2 separate regions of the Mus musculus genome follow, and region 2 is linked to region 1. Evidence: chromatin loops called from intact Hi-C (ENCODE). Cell type or tissue: heart. All regions are shown on one strand.

Region 1 (8,000 bases):
GACCCTTTGTTTTTGGAACCCAGATTGATGGTGCCCGGGAGAGGCTGTCAGAGCAACAGTTTAAGAGGCTCGTGGACTACATTGCAAAAACATCTTGTCACCTGGCCCCCAGCTGCTCTTCTATGCAGACATGTTCTGTGGTAGCTGTGGAGCCTCCTCCTGCCACTGTTAAAACATACCATTATTTGGTGGACCCACATTTTGCTCAGGTCTTCATTAGTAAATTTACCATGGTAAAGAATAAAGCCCTGAGGAAAGGCTTCTCCTGAGTCCCCTTTAAGGGAGGTGTTTGGTTTTTGCTGTGCAAGACTGAATTCTAACATTCAACATGGACACAAGGCCAGCACTTTAGTTAAGGCCACACTAGTTTTGTAGGAATTTACATCTATGTTCTCCCTAAAGAAACAAACAAAAATTCCAGATGGGAGAACCAATGATCAGCAAAATCCTATAAATGTTGTGTTCTTACCATACACAGAAAACCTTTCTTCTCTATGCCACAATCAGAAGTTCTCACTGGAATTTTAATCTATTAGTGATCTGCATATAGTAAAATGTGGACAGGCCCTAGAAAACAGACCAAGAAATAAAACTCCACCACCTCTGTAATATTTAGAACTCTGCTGTTTCACTTTAATTTTTTACTTAACTACAATATCATTCTTTTAGTAAAAAACAATGTGAATTCCACTCAAAGTCTGTGTTCTACTGATTTCTAGTAAGACAGACTTTTAACTGCTCAGGTATATTTTGGAAAGTTTGTGTTTTACTAAGCTAAAGTAACACTTTGTGTCTACCGACAAGAACAGAACATATTGGTTATAAGTTTGTTTGCGGATGAGTTAAAGACTCCAGCCTTAAGGCTGACAGTGACTTCAGTCCAGATAGTTGCTCTGTTGAATTGATTTGATAAAGTCTGGAGCTATCCCTAGTATCTGTTAAGTATTATTTAACATCTAGGGAGGGCTTTGATGCATGACCTGGCATCACCACTACCTTCAGGAGTTAGTGACTCTCAGGGTCTCATTACCCACTGATGGTATTCATGCACAGGCCTGCAATCTGTTCCTTCCCTTCAACTGAAATGTGGCAGTAAGACAGGGCCACTGATTTCAAAGGACACTGACCTACAACCTCAGTCTGCTGAGCACACATCCCTACTACAGCACTAGTCCTGGAAAACAAGTCCTTGGTGAACAATTCAAACCAAATATGAAGATCATCTCTGCAATTGGTCTATTACACATTTAGGAAAAGAACATCTTTGTCAAACTCAAGAACAGTTATTTTTAAGAATGTAAATATGTACTGATTCTTGTATGGCTTATGGTAATTTTACATACTGCTGGAAATTATTATATACATAATAAAAGGTATTCCTGAATCACTGACCGTGGATAAAGGTGTGCTGTGAGTTTTTTCTGTGCAGGTTTTCATGGATACCCCATTTTAATAGAATTCACTCACTGAGTCTTTCTTAAACAAGTTAAACAGAACTACTGACCAAATTTGCATTTTCATTCTGTCCACTGGATACAGCAGTCCTAGAACTCTTAACCAGGATGCACACGGCCCTGCCACAAAATCTACATTCAGACTTTAAGTGACTATCAGACATTCCTCAATACTAGTTAAGTGTTTTTCTGGATTAGACACATATTCACATTCATTATACATATTGTTGGCTCATTAATAAAAATAATTTTTCTAATAGTACGTCAATTAACTTTCTTTCTGGTGACAACAGCAATACCAAAGACTGGCAGTGAAATCTAAGGACAGATTTTTATAGAATGGCATCTCTTGGGCTGGAGTGATAGCTCAGCCATTAAAGGCTAAGCTCACAACCAAAAATAATGAGTTGGCATCTAACCATGTATTCCAGGCTGCCCTGAAACTCACTCTACTGGCCTCCAGCTCAAGGTTCAGTAACATATCTACCTCTGCCTCCTGCAAAGGCTGATTTTAATGATAGGATTGGAACATCAAGACCAGAAGTACAGATGCTCATAGGTACTCCAGGACACCAAAGCCAGGACCAGATAATTATAGGAGTTGTCTTTATAATATTTATCTAGAATTATAAGAACATTAGGCGTCAGGTATTAAAGGCTCTGAATTATCATTAATAACCAAGCAAAGACTTACTGTCCATATAATTACTGTTTATTGAAAGAAACTATTCCTTAGCCCACACATATTCATGTTTCATAGTTCAGGAGCGCAGGTCAGCAATGAACTTCTTTGGAGCGCAATCCAAAGAATTCTATGGAGAGAAACACAATAGCTTTGTGAATGATAAACAATCTTTATTACTACCATCCATAAAGTCTAGTCCTACTAGACTGTAAACTTTCTAAAATGTAAAAACTACATCTCAATATAGTCAACTGCGGATGAATCTATTACTAACCTGCACTTGATGAAAAACTGAAAGCTTTTCCTTTAGAATCAGCAAAAAAAAAAAAAAAAAAAAAAAAAAAAAAAAAAAAAATGCCAATTCTTGCCAACATAGTATTAAAGTCCTAATCAGAAAAATCAGTTGAGAAAAAGAAAATACACCCAAAGGAAGTAAAATCTGTAGGTAATATTTTATAATGTAGAAAATTCTAATAATACACACAGAAACAGAAAGGTTAGAATGAGTTTTACAAAGTTATAGGGCATAAAATTGTAATACACTAAAGTAAAAATAAAACAATTCTATTTATAATTACTTTGAAACTAATAGAACACTTATGAATAGAATACTGAGCAAAGATATAAAGTGCTGCTGGAAGACTGCAATATTGCAATAGTAAGATGTCTATACACTCCAGAGCAATCTACAGATTAATGGAATCTTTATAAAAAACCCAACCATTTTTTGTAGAAAAAGAAAACCCGCTGGGCGTGGTGGCGCACGCCTCTAATCCCAGCACTCGGGAGGCAGAGACAGGCGGATTTCTGAGTTCGAGGCCAGCCTGGTCTACAGAGTGAGCTCCAGGACAGCCAGGGCTACACAGAGAAACCCTGTCTCGAAAAACAAAAAACAAAAAAAAAAGAAAAAGAAAACCCACTCTAAAATTCAGAGATTCTCAAAGGAGCTCAAATATCTCAACTGAGGGGGTTGGGGTGGAAGACTCATATATAATGAAACCTCTGTGGTACTGCCCTGATAAACAAACCAGGCTTGAGTGATGGTTCAGAATATGGATGCTTGCTATACAAGGATCCTAGTTCAAATCCCCAGCTCCCACATAAAGTCAGGCATGACAGTGCATTAAAACACCAGCATTGGGGGACCAGAACCAGGAGAATCTTAGGAGCTCACTGGCCAACCAACTAGTCAAGATGAAACAGCTTCTTGTTAGCAAAAGACTACCTCAATAGACTAATGCAAGAAGCAACAACAACAACAACAACAACAACAACAAAAAATCTGAGGGTCCTTCATTCAAAGGGGAAGGACAATTTTTAAAAAATATTTTTGGGACAACATATTATCTGTATACTAAAGAATGAAGCTGGATCTTGCCATTACACCATAAACAAAAATTATCTTAATACGGAGGACTTTTAGAGCAGTGGTGCTCAACCTTCCTAATGACGACCCTTCAATACAATTCCATCTACTGTAATGACTCCCAACCATAACACTACTTTCATTGCTTCTTCCTAACCATAATTTGGCTGCTGTTGTGAATTGTAAATACCTGGTATGTAGGTTCATCTGATATGAAACCCCTAAAAGGGTCATGACCCACAAGGTTGAAAAACACTGACTAAAGAGGTGCAGCTAAATTAAAGCATACACTTCATACAATCCCCAGCACCAGCAAAAAAGAAAGACTCAAAGACATAAAAAGCATTAAGACTCTTGAAAGAAAGTGTTTAAGATACTGGATTTGGCAGTGATTCTGGGATGGCCTGTTTGACAGAAATATAAGGGAACAACTCATCTAAAGTAAAATTTAAAAAATAGTCAGCAGAGTTGAATAAAAGAATCCCCAGGATGGAGAGCTGGCCAAGTGGCTAAAGCACAAAAATAACAATAAAATCCAGAGTTTGGATCCCCAAAATTTATATAAATGCCTGACAGACATGGTGGTTCATCTGCAATTGCAAGAGTAACCTGGTTAGCCAGCCTAGCCTCATGAGAGGGCTCTGGATTCAACTGAGATCCTGCCTCAATACTATAGAAAATACTAAAGGAAAGTACTCTTAATATTAACCTTGGACTTACGCACGCACACCCTACATACATATGAAAGGGGAAAATCCCCAGTATACCCAAAGAATATACAAAGTGGCCAATAAGTACATGCAACACTCGAAGCTACAAATCACTAGGAAGCGCAAATCAAAACCACCATAAAGTATCTCAACCCACTACCAAAAAACACACATACACTGGGAGTGAGTGTCGGGGAAAGCACCCTCACAGGGGCAGGGGGAAAAGGATGGGATAGGAGGTTTCCAGATGGGAGACCTGGAAAGGGGATAACATTTGAAATGTAAATAAATAAAATATCCACTAAAAGGGAAAAAACAAAGATAAAAAAATCTACACACACACACACACACATATATATACATGTATATACACATATATATGAGTACATGTATGTATGTATATAGAATAAGATGTAGTCGATTGTAGAATGCTTTCCAAGTATGCACAATACTCCAGGTTCAATTCCCAGAAACAACATACAATGGAGTATTTTCAGCCTTAAAAAAAGGAGGGAATTACTGACATGTAAAATGTACCCCCACCCAGCCCTTAAACAGGCTGAGCAGTTGACTGCTATCACCAGGAGATCATCGGGGGTGGAGCCTGCCACCCTATCCTTCTGCCACTCCCACTGCTACTACCGCCACCTAGCTGTTCCAGAGTACACACGTGGTCACCTACAGCTGGACTCTGAAGATGATTTGGCGGGAATGGGCCCCTCCCCCTTCCTTATAACCTCAGTTTCTGAATATTAAAATTGATCAGAATCTCTTGACTTAGCTCCATCAAGCCGCCTACATTCCCTCTTTTCTTCCAGATTTCAAGATGCTTTCCAGGCTCGAACCCGGACATGTGAGCCGCTGGCCGGCCTCAACAGTAAAACACTGTACTAACTGAAATAACTGACAAAGGGCCAGCAAGGCGACTAGATGGGTAAAAGCACTCACCGCCTTAATCTGCCAACCCAAGTTTGTTCCCTGGAACAAACCCATATAATGGGTGGAAAGAAAAGCAATTCCAAAGTTTTTCTGACATGTATCCCATGCATAGAAGGAGAAAAAGGGGAAGAAGAAAAGCAAATAATGTAGTTTAATTCATAAAAAGAACTACTTGTCAGTCTGGAAGAAAAGCATGGCGGCTCTTTCCTAGACAGTAGCAGTTTTATAAGAACTGTACAGTTAAGATAATTCACTAGTTAAACATTTCTTAGACACAACTAAAAAGTAACTGTAATTACCTTTGCATTCTGAAATCACTTGGCACTCTGAAAGATACCAGCCTTCCTCATCTCTTCGAAATCTTTCATGGAATCATAATTTCTGTAGAATTCTGCATACGCCTTCTTTCTTGGCTCAGCCACGCCAAACTAAAAGGTAGCATAGCCCGTTACAGAACTTTCTTTTCAGATTATTAGAAATGCATAAAAACAAAATAAACTAAGAAGATACTTGTACTCAGTCTTTACTGAGCCCTCTTATTTCCTAGACAAGGAGGGGGGACACCATGAAAGGAAGAGTCTTGTGGCAACTATACAGCAAAAAGCTCCCTACTACCCTAGAGACAGACAACCCTATTCTGGGGTAGGGTTGTAGTCCACATTTGTGTATGTGTTTGGTAGAAAGAGTGTTAAGTTGGGGCTGGAGAGATGGCTCAGTGGTTAAGAGCACTAACTCTTCTTCCAGAGGTCCTGAGTTCAATTCCCAGTAACCACATGGTGGCTCACAACCATCAGTAATGAGATCTGATGCCCTCTTCTGGTGTGTTTGAAGAGAACATAAGAAACCCTGCCGTCGTCGTCCCCCCCAAAAAGTTAAAGATAGTACAAAATAAACTAATAGCCTTCCTTCTAGCAAACCATAAATATTGCCAGTCGAAATGTTAACATGGTAACATATCCCGGCTCAACTTAAGCAGACTGTGAATTTTAAAGAAGTTTAAAGCAAATTTAAAAGATATAAGAAAATGCCAGAAAGTTATAGGGAATTTACACTTAAACAAGAACTGAGTCATTTTGCAAATTAGGGAATGGAATCCAAAATGATGGCTGATTACTTGAAAGGAAGGCCTTTATTAATAAAACTGCTAACACAAAGAAAAAGATCAGGAAGAGCTATGTTCATGTGGCTGTGTCTTACATACAGAATGGTCAGCACAGAGGGAAGGAATGGTATTTGAGAGACCAGGTGGAGTTAAAGCAATAGATCAAAGGTTAAGCAATAGCCACAGCTACGGCTGGCATTTGGTGATCCAAATCCACGTCTGGAATATAAAACACGGTTTAGCTCATCTTCCCAGGTTCACTCATCGTGCACAGAACACAGTACACCTGTGCGTACTAGTCCACAGGTGAGGGGCTACAGAAATGCACAGAATCCTGCTATCTAATGAAGCAACACAGAAGTAAATTTACTGTTCCTCCTCCTTTTCAAATCCCAATGTCATCCAATAAAAGAACCAAAGGGAGGTTCCTCAGTGCCACTCTCTAAAGTCTGTTGAAGCCCACACTATATATAATAGTTAAGTTAGCATCTACATGACAGGGCTAAATGATGTTCAGACAGCTAGAGTTTTATGAGGCTGGTTTTGGAAGAAACTTGGCCAACAGTGATCCACTTCAGAGTGTAAACAGGTCACCCAATGCATAAAAGGACCAAATAAAAAAAGGTTAACCCCAAGACACATTTTCAATCTTCTTGAGCTAGGTACACCCATCTTCTTTTCCCAACAGACACCAAACCTCCTAGACTTCCAACCCTGGGACTTGTACCAGGACACTGGGATAAGCAGTTAAAACTGCTAACACTTTCCCCTCAAGGCTTCTGTATTGGGTAGTATACCAACATTCCCTTGGTGCTCAGATCTCCAGACTTAGAGTAAATTATAACATCAGATTTCTTGGTTGTCAGCTTTACCTTGATACCTGGGAAGAGGGAACCTGTAATGACTGTGGCGCATTTTCATTTGAAGATAGGGTTTCTGTTACGTTGAAGCCTTTGGAAGGTAAATGAGGGAAATATCTTGAAGATAGAGTTTCTTTTTTAAACAGCTCTTAACTAGGTTTAAAAAATAATGTTTTAAACGAACAGCTTGTGACCTAAAGCACATACCTTATAGGCAGCGGCAACTCCCAGGGCCACAATGAATGCGCCAGCAATATGAACCCGCAGACGCTTGGCCAGAAGACCACGCATCTGTGGTTTGGGCAACAGCGCACCGGAACTCATGGTAGCCAATGTCCTTTGCGAGTAAAACAAGGAGGGGAAAAAAAAAAGGCTTGTAACAGGTTAAGTGATTGAATGAACTCTACATGCACAACGTAGTTTAGTATCTACAATCGCGGCCTAACCCCTCCTGCAAGGTCAATGACTTTGGCAACTTCATCTTTGCCCGCTCCTCTCCTACGCATTTCCACTACCCGCAACAAGGCGGTAACCAGCAACAAACCGATGAGCAAAAACCATGACAAAAGTGTCCCCCATCCACAGAAAGGCAGATGCGACCTAGCTGTTGCCTTTTCAGAATTCACCCTTAGGAAGAAAAGCCTTCGGGGAGAACTCAGGTCACTGAAGCTGTGGGACTAGAGCCCAGCAAGCGCCCCGAGGGCCGGTGGAGCAGGCGCGACAGATCGGGGACCCTCCAGCTTCCCAATTCTACTCCCACACCAGGCCGACCACCGGGGCCCCTCGGTGCCTGAGTCCCCTCCAAGGTCGCACCCCTTATCCAACTGGAGCACCAGCCCCCGCAGGTCAAACGACCCAATCAAGGTCAACCTGGCCGCGGCAAA
Region 2 (8,000 bases), 85 kb after region 1:
TTCCCTCCACCCTTCTGTGATTTCTCCATTGAATTCCCATCAAGAACGGAAGTAGAGGACACAGCTGTGCCATCCTGACATAGAGATCACCATGCCTGCTGAGACAACCATCTTTACGTGTGGCTTGCTGGGCTGCATATGTCCTCCTCTGTCCTTTACTCTGGGATGTGAGTGTTACAATTCTCTCCATTTACTGACAAAATGAGACTAAGAGGAAATGACCGTTTTGCTGAGAGGACAGATCTGGGGGGAGAGGGAGGGCATTAGCTGCTCTCTGGACAACCCAAATCCAGTTCTCAGCACCCAGGTAGGCAGCTCAGAATAGACTATAACTCTAACCGCAGGGACTCTACACCTTCTAGTCATCATGGGGACCTACATGTATGTGACACATGTATAGACATACATAGAAAAATTAAAAATAGTAATAAAAAGAAAACAACCAATGGAATAGAGCTAATGATAGGGCTAGGATGAAAAGCCAGGAAGTCCCATGAGGATGCTCCTCACCATACTGTGCTGTGTGCTCCCGAATGAGCAAATACCTTTCAATCATATGGTTGAATAGTTTTTCATACATACATGCCAGCTAATTATCTTACATGCTTAAGTCATATAGATACATACTACTACCATCAGCTGATAAGTGAAATTGGCATTCCAGGTTGGGAGCCATGCCCATAGAGATGCCTCTCAGGAATAGAGCAGGAGCTGCCGCTCTGGCATCTGCATGTGCTTGTACAGGTACCATACACATGCATATGCATCTCTCTGTCTCTGTCTCTGCCTTTCTTTGTCTGTCTCTGCCTTTCTTTGTCTCTGTCTGTCTGTCTGTCTATCTGTCTGTTTCTCTCTCTCTCTCTCTCTCTCTCTCTCACACACACACACACACACCCACACACACACACACACACACACACACACACACACACACACACACAAAACACACACACAGGAGAAGTAGGATCACTCCAGCAAATGGAAGCTGCTGGTGTTGTCTAGAGGTGTCAACAAAAGCCTTCCTGAAGAACCTATCTGACATCACTTCTGGGAAATTCAGAACAGCCGGGTTGCTGTGAAGGAAGGCTTTGCAGTTACTTCCTTAGCGTCTCTGCACACTTCCCCAGCCCACATTCTTCTATCAGCCATGCAAACCACCTTTCTTTTCGAAGTGTGCTTGCGGCGGATGGGATGGGCTTGCTCTTACCTTTCCCGCCTTGTCCTCTTCTGTGTCTGACGCTTTCCTTTTCTGCTTATGTTCCTGTCTTCTCTCTAAAACACTCATGATTTTCTCGTCAGTTAAATTCTTCCTAAACTCACAAAACTGTGGCCAAAACTTAAACAGAACCCCAAAAATTGTCATCTGTATATATAAAAAAAAGTATGTCTCAGAATATGATTTTCTACAGATGTACTGATTTAACTCTAGTATACCACAATAGAGGATTAGCTTCTCTATCCTTAATCTACACCGGGTCTCCCTCCCACACCTTGTCTGAGACTTCACAGCACAGAGAGCTCAGCACGTGCTTATCAGCAGGGTTTTTAGCTACCAGTGGAAAGTCCTTTAAAACACTCACAGAGTACACTTAAAAGTGCCTTTAGTCTTTATGTGTCTCTAACCAACTGGTCAAATTAGTAAAGACTCCATTAGGTCTTCTGAAATAAGAAATTGATGTTCTTTTTTTAAACTACCCCAGTTGGTCAGCCACTCTCTGCAGTGTTGTGCAAGTATTTCAAGTATTCAGTTCATCAAAGGAAACAAAGCGTTCCCCCCCCTACTCCCCGCACCCTCCCTGTCTTTTAGAAAAAGGAAATTCCATTTTGCCTCTGGAAAGCTCTTAAACAAAGCTGTGGATCTAAGAATAAATCCTGAGTAACTTTTAAATGACGTAATCTCTCTTTCGTGTAAGAGGGAGAAAAAGTAACATTTAAAAAGCAAACCGGCATGCTAGACCAAGCCTCTCTAAGAGGACACCACACATTAAATCATTAATTATGATATTTATAGAGATAAGAGTAGCTGTTGTAATTCCTGTGCTGAAGTTTTACATTAGCTCCACAGGCATATATTATTTCTAAGATAGGACTCTCCACATCAAATCAAGTCCAACATCTTATGGCTAAGAGTAGCTATTACTTAATGCCTTGAAGAAAAACGAGCCGTCCCATTAGGCTCCAAGCCAACTCTTAGAGTAAAAGAGGAAATTATTTTCAAAGTAAATGTTTGAATCCTGAATTAGCAAAAGTCACTACTCATCTCTTCTAGGCATAAATATAGTTACTTGCTAAAATTATTCATTCCCTTTGAAGTACAATCTTGTTATTGAATTCTGTAGCTTCCTTGGAAGCATGGATATAAAATTTGGAGAGCCATGTCAAAGGATGCCTTAGTAGACAAAGCATTAAACGGATTCTAAATGACATCATTACACCCATGGCTCATTGCAGCTCTCGCAACTCCACATCAGAGAGGCTTCTAATTGCAACAGATGGTGCTCAACACAGAGCCTCACAACTGTCCAAGGTGCAGAGAGGAAGAAATTATGAAATGCTCTATGAAACTAAATGGAGCATACATACCACACCCCCTCCTACAAAGGCTCGGGAATCGTTTGCAGAAGAGGGAGGGGAGGGGATGTAAGAGCCACAGGCACTGGATTATTGCAAGGATACTGTCTTCCAGACAGAGCAGAGCAGTGGTGACAGCACGCACAATGTCCGTGCAAGCCCAAGCCAGACAAAATTCAGGCATGGAGATGGGAGTCGGACACACAGTCCCATCCCTAAAGGTGGAGCTACTGGCAACTGTTAGCACTGGGAGAGGGAGGGAGGAAGAGCCTAAGAAGGTAGCCCCTGATAGGTTGGTCATACTTCGGCAGAAAGCTACGCATCTAAGATTATTTGGGTAGCACAAATTTGGTCTTGATGGGTGAAATAAAAAAAAAAAAAAAGGAAAAAAGAAGAAAAGGCACAAAGATGGGTGGGTAGGCTGGATCTGAAAAGAGTTAAGCGGGCCTGTGTACAAGACAAAAGCACATTGTGTGAAACTCTTGAATATCAATTGATAGAGGATTAGATATTAGATAGATAGATAGGTAGATAGATGACAGATAGATAGATGATAGATACAATGTATACCATAAGTCTCTTCAACTTGAATGCCTGTCTTCTTTTAGTTGGCATCTATTAACCCTATTTCTCAGTTATCTCTGTAAAACTCGAGGCATTCTCAGCTTAAAAATGTGCATGCCATACATCAGCCTTTCTTCTAAACGTTACCTTATCAGGACCCATGTTTTCAATGGAAGGTATGAAAATGTTATAATCCCCCAAGTAGCAATTGAGATTTGAGTCTAATATTAAATTAATATACATTCTTCTGTACCTATAGAATCTTAAAAGACAACCAATTTCTAAGAAAAAAAAACCTAATGTATAGGATATCCCAGGATTCAGGTGATAGCGCCATTTTCTATCTGGGGGTCTGTCTGAGGTAGGTTCCAGCTGGAGAGCACATGAACACAGAAGCAATAGAGCTTCTTGGACAGGGTTCCTTCAGGCCTTCACCCTAAGCCAGGAGGTGGAGCTGACCCTCAGTCCTCTGTGCACCTTCCCTGCCAGAGGAGAGTTGGCCTCCAGGGAGTGCTCTGGCCCCCTGGATTCAGGAGTGAGCTGGTCTTCCATGAGTACTAACAGAGGCAAATAGACACACAGGAGGAACAAGCTCCAGCCAGAGACAGCTGGAAAATATAACACCAGAGATTACCAGATGGCAAAAGACAAACATAAAAATCTTTCCAATAGAAACCAAGACCACTCGGCATCATCAGAACCTAGTACTCTCACCACAGCGAGTCCTGGATACCCAAACACACTGGAAAAGCATAATTCAGATTTAAAATCATATCTCATGTTAGGAGAGGATTTTAAGAAGGGCATTAATAACTCACTTAAAGAAATACAGAAGAACACTGCTAAACAGGTAGAAGTCCTTAAAGAGGAAACACAAAAATCCCTTAAAAATTACAGGAAAACACATCCAAACAGGTGAAGAAATTGAACAAAACCATGCAAGATATAAAAATGGAAGTAGAAACAATAAAGAAAACACAAGGGAAACAACACTGGAGATAGAAATACTAAGAAAGAAAACATAAGCCAGAAACTTGAGCATCAGCAACAGAATACAAGAGATGGAAGAGAGAATCTCAGGTGCAGAAGATTCCATAGAGTACATGGACACAATAATCAAAGAAAATGCAAAATGCAAAAGGATCCTAACTCAAAACATCCAGGAAATCCAAGACAAAATGAGAAGACCAAACCTAAGGATAATAGGCATAGATGAGAATGAAGATTTTCAACTTAAAGGGCCAGAAAATATATTCAACAAAATCATAGTGGAAAACTTCCCTACCCTAAAGAAAGAGATGCCCATAAACATACAAGAAACCTACAGAACTCCAAATAGGATGGGCCAGAAAAGAAATTCCTCCTTACATACAATAATGGGAACAACAAATGTACTAAATAAAGATAAAATATTAAAAGCAGTAAGGGGAAAAGGTCAAGTAACATATAAAGGCAGGCCTATTAGAATTACACCTGACTTTTCATCAGAGACTATGAAGGCCAGAAGATCCTGGACAGATGTTATACAGACCCTAAGAGAACACAAATGCCAGCAAAACTCTCAATTACCATAGATGGAGAAACCAAAGCATTCCATGACAAAACCAAATTCACACAATATCTTTCCACAAATCCAGCCCTTCAAAGGATAATTAAGGGAAAACTCCAACACAAGGAGGGAAACTACACCCTAGAAAAATCAAGAAAGTAATCTTTCAACAAACCTAAAAGAAGATAGCCACAAGAACAGAATTCCAACTCTAACAACAAAAATAACAGGAAGCAACAAGGACTTTTCCTTAATATCTCTTAATATCAATGGACTCAACTCCCCAATAAAAAAACGTAGACTCACAGACTGGCTACATAAACAGGACTCAATATTTTTCTGCATACAGGAAACCCACCTCAGGAACAAAGACATATATTACCTCAGAGTAAAAGGCTGAAAAACAATTTTCCAAGCAAATGGTCCCAAGAAACAAGCTGGAGTACCGATTCTAATATCCAATAAAATCGACTTTCAACCCAAAGTTATCAAAAAAGACAAGGAGGGGCACTTCATACCAATCAAAGGTAAAATCTATCAAGATGAACTCTCAATTCTGAAAATCTATGAACCAAATGCAAGGGCATCCACATTCATTAAAGAAACGAAGGAAAGCTCAAAACACAAATTGCATGACACACAATAATAGTGGGAGACTTTAACACCCCACTCACATCCTGGAAACAGAAACTAAACAGAGACACAGAGAAACTAACAGAAGTTATGAAATAAATTGATTTAACAGATATCTATAGAACATTACATTCTAAAAAAAAAAAAGATTTGCCTTCTTCTTAGCACCTCATGGTACCTTCTCCAAATTGGTCAGAAAACAGGCCTTAATAGATACAAAAATGTTGAAATAATCCCATGCACCCTATCAGGTCACCACAGACTAAGGCTGGTCTTCAATAACAACATAAATAATAGAAAGTGAACATACACGTAGAAGCTGAACAACACTCTACTCAATGATAACTTGGTCCAGGAAGAAAGAAAGAAAGAAATTAAAGACTTTTTAGAGTTTAATGAAAATGAATCCACAACATACTCAAACTTATGGGCACAATGAAAGCAGTCCTAAGAGGAAAACTCATAGCTCTGAGTGCCTCCAAAAAGAAGCTGGAGCAAGCATACACTAGCAGCTTGATAGCACACCTGTAAGCTCTAGAACAAAAGGAAGCAAATACACCCAAGAGGAATAGAAGGGAGGGAATAATCGAACTCAGGGCTGAGATCAACCATGTGAAAACAAAAACAACTATATAAAGAATCAACCAAATCAGGAGCTGGTTCTTTGAGAGAATCAACAAGATAGATAAACCCCTAGCTAGACTAACTAGAGGTCACAGGGACAGTATCCTAATTAACAAAATCAGAAATGAAAAGGGAGACATAACAACAGAATATGAGGAAATTCAAAACATCATCAGATCTTACTACAAAAGCCTATATTCAACAAAACTGGAAAACCTGGATGAAATGGAAAATTTTCTAGATATATACCAGGTACCAAAGTTAAATCAGGATCAGATTAATTACCTAAACAATCCTATATCCCCTAAAAAAATAGAAACAGTCATTAATAGTCTCCCAACCAAAAAAAGCCCAGGGCCAGATGGGTTTAGTGCAGAGTTCTATCAGACCTTCAAAGAGGACATAATTCCAATTCTTCTCAAACTAATCCACAAAATAGAAACAGAAGGTACTTTACCCAATTCATTCCATGAAGCCACAATTATTCTGATACCTAAACACCACACACACACACACACACACAAAACAACAAAGAAAGAGAACTTCAGACCAATTTTCCTTTTGAATATCGATGCAAAAATACTCAATAAAATCCTCTCAAACTGAACCCAAGAACACATTAAAATGATCATCCATAATGATCAAGTAGGCTTCATCCCAGGGATGGAGGGATGGTTTAATATACAGAAATCCATCAACATAATCCACTATATAAATAAACTCAAAGACAAAAACCATATGATCATCTCATTAGATGCCGAGAAAGCATTCGACAAATCCACCATCCATTCATAATAAAAGTCTTGGAAAGATCAGCAATTCAAGGCCCATTCCTAAACATATTAAAAACAATATACAGCAAACTAGTAGTCAACATCAAACTAAATGGTGAGAAACTTGAAGCAATCCCACTAAAATCAGGGACTAGACAAGGCTGTCACTCTCTCCCTACCTACTCAATATAATACTTGAAGTTCTAGTCAGAGCAACTAGACAACAAAAGGAGATCAAAGGGATACAAATTGGAAAGGAAGAAGTGAAAATATCACCATTTGTAGATGATATGATAGTATATATAAGTGACCCTAAAAATTCCACCAGAGAACTCCTAAACCTGATAAACAGCTTCTGTGCAGTAGCTGGATATAAAGTTAACTCAAACAAATCAGTGGCCTTTCTCTGCACAAAGGATAAACAGGCTGAGAAAGAAATTAGGGAAACAACACCCTTCTCAATAGTCACAAATAATATAAAATACCTTGGTGTGACTCTAACTAAAGAAGTGAAAGATCTGTATGATAAGAACTTCAAGTCTCTGAAGAAAGAAACTGAAGATCTCAGAAGATGGAAAGATCTCCCATGCTCATGGATTGGCAGGATTAATATAGTCAAAATGGCTATCTTGTCAAAAGCAATCTACAGACTCAATGCAATCCCCATCAAAATTCCAACTCAATTCTTCACAGAGTTAGAAAGGGCAATTTGTAAATTCATCTGGAATAACAAAAATCCTAGGATAGCAAAAACTATTCTCAACAATAAAAGAACCTCTGGGAGAATCACCATGCTTGACCTCAAGCTGTACTACAGAGCAATTGTGATAAAAACTGCATGGTACTGGTATAGTTACAGACATGTAGATCAATGTAACAGAATTGAAGACCCATAAATGAACCCACACACCTATGGTCACTTGATCTTTGACAAATAAGCTAAAACCATCCAGTGGAAAAAAGAAAGCATGTTCAGCAAATGGTGCTGGCACAGCTGTAGGTTATCCTGTAGAAGAATGCGAATTGATCCATTCTTATCTCCTTGTACAAAGCTCAAGTCTAAGTGGATCAAGGAACTCCACATAAAACCAGAGACACTGAAACTTATAGAGGAGAAAGTAGGGAACAGAAGAGGAATGGCTTGTGCTGTAAGATGAAGAATCCACAAATGGGATGTCATAAAATTGCAAAGCTTCTGTAAGGCAAAGGACACTGTCAATAAGAGAAAATATCTTTACCAATCCTAAATCAGATAGGGGACTAATATCCAATATATATAAAGAACT

The links. A loop is a pair of places that touch in the nucleus more often than their neighbours do. Peaks named below come from ENCODE experiments on the same cell type or tissue, not always from the same donor. Only the 100,000 strongest peaks of a DNase experiment are listed, where the experiment ranks them.
Region 2: a loop joins it to region 1, with 2.1 times the contacts of the local background. A loop is called at or near these places in 4 of 42 quality-filtered maps.

The regions. Positions count from the first base shown.
Region 1 is chr15:35,929,832-35,937,831 of GRCm38, forward strand. It overlaps Vps13b (vacuolar protein sorting 13B), which reads left to right. Exons shown (of 62, transcript NM_177151.4): 62 at 24-1,398. The coding sequence ends at 269. Cox6c (cytochrome c oxidase subunit 6C) reads right to left here. Exons shown (of 4, transcript NM_053071.2): 2 at 7,324-7,453; 3 at 5,454-5,582; 4 at 2,145-2,266. The coding sequence starts at 7,440. The coding sequence ends at 5,469. Among named protein-coding and RNA genes, the nearest start is that of Cox6c, 4.4 kb to the right of the region's middle. In heart, a CTCF peak has its summit at 4,877; no DNase peak of the experiment used is centred here; H3K4me3 peaks cover 1,475 bases; H3K27ac peaks cover 658 bases.
Region 2 is chr15:36,014,407-36,022,406 of GRCm38, forward strand. Rgs22 (regulator of G-protein signalling 22) reads right to left here. Exons shown (of 28, transcript NM_001195748.1): 23 at 1,208-1,363. Among named protein-coding and RNA genes, the nearest start is that of Cox6c, 80 kb to the left of the region's middle. In heart, no CTCF peak of the experiment used is centred here; no DNase peak of the experiment used is centred here; H3K27ac peaks cover 1,523 bases.